Linked DNA regions of Homo sapiens: region 1 is linked to region 2. Evidence: chromatin loops called from intact Hi-C (ENCODE). Cell type or tissue: CD14-positive monocyte. All regions are shown on one strand. Region 1 has its middle 60 kb from the start of XCR1. Region 2 holds the start of CCRL2 (C-C motif chemokine receptor like 2).

Region 1 (2,500 bases), 320 kb before region 2:
GCCACTCCCCTTCTCATCCTCTGATCCTCCACCATCCTCCCACACCCGCCCATTCTGCACATGCTGGCCTGGAGCATGCAATGTCTTGTCATGTTGCTCCTGCCTGAAGTCCCCAGTGTCTCCCTGGCATGCGCAGCAGTGTTTCCTAAAATGGGATTGTATTCTGTGTAGTCCTCAAGTCATCTGGGAGAATTTTTAATTATCTGTTGTCATTTGATAACTTAAAAAATACGTTATTTTATGAGCACATTCTTGATGTCTGGACGGCCACATCTGCCTCCTACTTCCAGTGCCCACACTTCAGCTTAAGATATTTTTGGAACCAAATGATCACTCAAAGAAATAGCTTTTCATTTTCAAAAGTACTGGTAGGTGAGTCTGGCTTATGTTACTTAGGCATGTCCTAATATCAAAATGACAATAGTTATCATGGACCGTACTCATATGACTACTATTACAATAATATTTACAATTTTTGAGTGTTTATCGTAGGCACTGCATGGTACATGCCTTATCTCACTTGATCTTGACACAGCTCTATGAGATAAGTATTGCAAATATCGTATTTGTTTCAGTTATCTATTAGTATCTAAAGAACCACTCAAAACTTAGTGGATTAAAACAATAACAATGTATGATTTCTCATGATTCTTTGGTCTGGAATTTCAGGTGAGGTTCAGCTAGGTAGTTCTTCTGTTCGTTTCTTCCGTGGCTCAGCTTGAAGGTTCAGGAAGAATTCAGTCATGTCTAGTGCTTCAGGTTCCTCCATGTGGACTTTTTTTCTTCATGTGGTTTCTCATCATTTGCTTGTCTAGCCCAAGCTTTACAGTCAGCAGCTGGCTTCCTAGAGACCACCAGCATCACTTCTGCCACATTGTATTTGTCCAAGTTAATCACAAGGTAACCCTAGATTCAAAGGAAGGGAAGTAAACTCCAGATCTTGATGGGAAGACAGCAGGCATGCATGTAGAGGGATGGGAAGAACTATTGATGGCCATATGCCCATTTAATAGATGCGGAAACTGTGTCTATTTATCCCAGCCAACAAGAGGCAGAGTGAGGACTAGAACCCAGGCTGTTGGGTTCTATGGTCTATGCTTTAAGCTATTACGTCATGTTCTACTTTCATTGTATCCCCTATGCCTCACTAAGTCTCAGCTATAAAGACAGAACTCTTTTGTGTGATAGTTCACAATCCAAAGGCACTTTTCAGAGAAACCGATGTCATGAAAAACACAGGGTTCAGGAGAGGCCCAGTGGTCTCATGGTTTTTTCTCTCACACTCCCTCCTTTCTCCATCACTCTCCCAATCACACTCTAGCTGAACTGACCCCTTTGCTCCCCCAAATATGCCTGTGCTTTCCAGTGTTCTGCTCATTTAATACATTGGTCTCTCGTATTTTTCTGTTTTGTCCACTAGAGAGAGGTCTTCTCTTCTTAAAGACAATTCCTCCTCCTGCTTCACAGCCTAGCAGCCACTGCGCTGTGGAAATGTGGTTGGTCTGAATTGAGGTGTGCTTACATACAAACCATACGCCAGATATTGAAGACTTAGTACAATAAAGAGAATGTAAAACATCTTATTAATACATGCAATCAGTTGATTACATGTTGAAATGATATTTTAGATCTATTCAATAAATAAAAGATAATATTAAAATTAATTTCACATTTATTTATTTACTTATTACCAACTCGGTCTTACTCTGTCACCCAGGCTAGAGTGCAGTGGCATGATCTGGCTCACTGCAGCCTCAAACTCATGAGCTTTAGCAATCCTCCCACCTCAGCCTCCTGAGTAGCTTGGACTCCAGATGCCCACCATCACACCTGGCTAATTACCTATTTATTTTTAGATTTAAAAAAATGTAGCTACCAATTTTTTTTTTTTGAGATGGAGGCTCACTCTGTCACCCAGGCTGGAGTGCAATGGCACGATCTTGGTTCACTGCAACCTCTGCCTCCGTCTCCCGGGTTCAAGTGATTCTCCTGCTTCAGCCTCCTGAGTGGCTGGGATTACAGGTGTGTGCCACCACGCCCAACTAATTTTTGTATCTTTAGTAGAGACGGGGTTTTACCATATTGGTCAGGCTGGTCTTGAACTCCTGACCTCGTGATCCGCTCCCCCTCGGCCTCCCAAAGTGTTGGGATTACAGGCGTGAGCCACCGCGCCAGGCCTAACAGAAATTGAAAATTGCATATGTGACTCACTTTATATTTCTATTGGACAGCACTGGTGTAGGGGATGCCTCCTCATGGCAAACTCCAAGGTAACTCTGAAGAACCCTAAGGCTCCAAGGAACCCAGGCTGAAAACCATTAGGTTGATTTGACTCATGAGGAAACTGAGGCTGGAATTGGCCAACAACTTGTTCATGGCTATCGAAGTGGTAGAATGTTGAATTTACATGAAAACCCAGATGTTCTATGCCCTGTTTGTTTTTTTCTCTCCTATCCTGGAGGTGCTTGGATACCATGTGAGGATGTAGGCACAAGCCACT
Region 2 (2,500 bases):
CCCCACTCACTCACTCACAGGAGACCCACACAAGAGAGGAGAGGGCACTTACAGCTTAGGTTCCCACCAGCACCAACTCCTCTGCCATCAAACATCATTGTGTTTCTCTTTCTGCCTTGTCTGTCGGCACACGTGGAGTTAAATTTAATGCTCAATCACATATTTGTCTGGGCTCTTTCTGTGTTTATTTTTCTCTTAATAGTTCTCTCTCCTCCCTTCCTCTCCCCGCCCCTCCTCCTCCTTCTTCTTTTTTTTTTCCAGAGACAGTGTCTCGCTCTGCCACCCAGGCCAGAGTGCAGAGTGGCATGATCATGGCTCACCGCAGCCTCCAACTCCTGGGCTCACGTGAACATCCCACCTTGGCCTCTGGAATGTCTGGGATTACAGGCACTTGCCACTGCATCTGGCTAATTTTTATATTGTTTATAGATCCGGGATCTCACTATGTTGCCCAGGCTGGCCTCAAACTCCTGGGCTCAAGCGACCCTCCCACCTCATACTTCTGAGTAGCTGGGGCTGTAGGAATGCGCCTCAGTGCCAGGCTAGTTTCTTAATTTTCTATTTCTATTTTGACAGGTACAAATTTTGTATTCAATCCTACCTCAGACACATCTTTGGTGGGAAAAGGATGTCATTTAATCAATATATAAATTCTAAGCAAATAGGTCTGATCCCCAAATTAGGTTAGTCACAGCTGCTGAGTCGTTGACCCAAGAGAAGCTCATCTAGATTTTTTCATTATTTTCAAGTTCCTCTTCTCGGTTCGTCCTTCTTCCAGACCGTGCCCTCCCCGTCCCACTCTCTTCCCACAGCCTCCCCTCCCCACAGCCTCCTCCCACCATTCCAAATCTGGGCTGTTCTCTCAATTTCCTTCTCTCTGGACTCAAACCTACCCTAGCCCCCAGCCTCAGTTTGGGGTTAAACTTGTCCTCCTCACATTCTCTCCCACCCAACTTGATGTCGCCTCTGTGTCATCACCACGGGATTTTCCTCCTCTGGGTTCTCCTTTTCCGAGTGGGGTCAGCTCCCCCATGAGTCACAGCACCAATCACTTCTGGCTGCTTGCAAACCCCTTTGCTTTCCTCAGTGTTGACACCCAGGGCAGCCCTATGCTCACTGCCGCTGAGACCCCACCTCTGCCCCTGGCCTTTTCCCAGCTGACATCACCCTGTGGCTTCCATTTTCCTAAAATTCTCTTTTGAGGCCTCAGTCTTAACCAAAGCACACAGTGCCCCTCAAAAATGACAATAAAAACCCAAACACACCGTGACTGTCATGGCAGGTTCCTGGTCCCCGTATTGAATCAGCGGGTGGGTTTCTGCGAACACTGGTGAGAGGCCGCATTAGAGGGTCAGGACCCTCAGGTCTGGACTCGTGGTCACCACATACCTTCCTCCCTGCTGACAGTAGCTGGTACCTGTTACCTACTCAGAGTGTCACATGCCACAAGCCAGAGCGTCTTGGCAGTTCTCAGCACCTTGACATCACTTCCTTGCTACCACTCAGAGCGGCAGTGACACAGTTCCCTTATCTCAGAAGGCCAGAAGACGGCTGTCAAAGGTCACAGGGAAATCAAAGGCGGGGTACAGGGCCAGAGGGAGGAGGAAACAACTTCCCGGTTGCTTTCAGACGCTTCAGAGATCCTCTGGAGGCCTGGGGGAGCTTTTGAGTACTTTATTTCAGTTGGTCCCTGAGCTCGGTGAGTGGGGCGGGTAGAGCCACCAGGGGAATCAACAGTGGTTTCTCGTGCCCCTCAGGGTCAGGAGCAGTCTGATCAAAAGGAGGGCATCCACTGTCCGGGGCCATTCCCACAGCTCCCGGATGCTGGGTCTGGAGGCTGCGCCCTTCCCCTGCAGGAGCTCAGCCCAGTGGTAAGTCATCTGTGTGTCATCTATGTATTTAACCCCTTATGGCCATGTTGATGCTGAGCATGGTTTCACTTTTGCAAACATTTATTTATACCCTTCGAGAGAAAAACGTCTCAGCTGTCACAGGAAGCTGCTTCGGGGGGTGAGCAAACTTTTTAAAATGCAGAAATTATGATCTACACCCGTTTCTTAAAAGTAAGCCATCGTACTTGGTTCTCTTTAATTATATATTTTCTTACATATTGTGTTCATGTAGGCAAGTCCTGTTTCTGCTAAAAGAAGGTAAGTTCTACCAAGGCGGTGTCATGCCAGCTTTATTTCCCGTGGCACCTGGCACACTGCTAAGCACTTACATGCTTAACAACTAGATTGGGAATGGTGCTGCTCTGGGGAAGTGGGCACACGTTAAAGAAATGTTTATTTCAGTCTTCTGAAATAGGGAATTACTCTGGCTAAAATGTAGCTCCAGAAAGGGAAAGTGGGGCTGTATGAATCCAGGTCCAGTTTGTTGTTTCCTCCAGGATAAGGCAGCTGTCGGAGGGGAAAATCATCTCCCATTTCTCCACAGGGCAGTCTGAAGATGGCCAATTACACGCTGGCACCAGAGGATGAATATGATGTCCTCATAGAAG

Evidence for each region. A loop is a pair of places that touch in the nucleus more often than their neighbours do. Peaks named below come from ENCODE experiments on the same cell type or tissue, not always from the same donor. Only the 100,000 strongest peaks of a DNase experiment are listed, where the experiment ranks them.
Region 1: it touches region 2 in a loop (11-fold over the local background); 2 of 110 quality-filtered maps call a loop at or near these places.

What each region holds. Positions count from the first base shown.
Region 1 is chr3:46,086,634-46,089,133 of GRCh38, forward strand. No RefSeq gene overlaps it. Among named protein-coding and RNA genes, the nearest start is that of XCR1, 60 kb to the left of the region's middle. In CD14-positive monocyte, CTCF peaks have their summits at 1,385 (motif pointing right) and 1,586; a DNase peak (open chromatin) is centred at 1,468; H3K27ac peaks cover 1,286 bases.
Region 2 is chr3:46,405,632-46,408,131 of GRCh38, forward strand. CCRL2 (C-C motif chemokine receptor like 2) reads left to right here and starts at 1,628. Exons shown (of 2, transcript NM_003965.5): 1 at 1,628-1,871; 2 at 2,437-2,500. The coding sequence starts at 2,449. CCR5AS (CCR5 antisense RNA) reads right to left here and starts at 1,435. Exons shown (of 4, transcript NR_125406.2): 1 at 1,266-1,435. In CD14-positive monocyte, no CTCF peak of the experiment used is centred here; DNase peaks (open chromatin) are centred at 280, 1,030, 1,520 and 1,860; H3K4me3 peaks cover 2,461 bases; H3K27ac peaks cover 2,500 bases.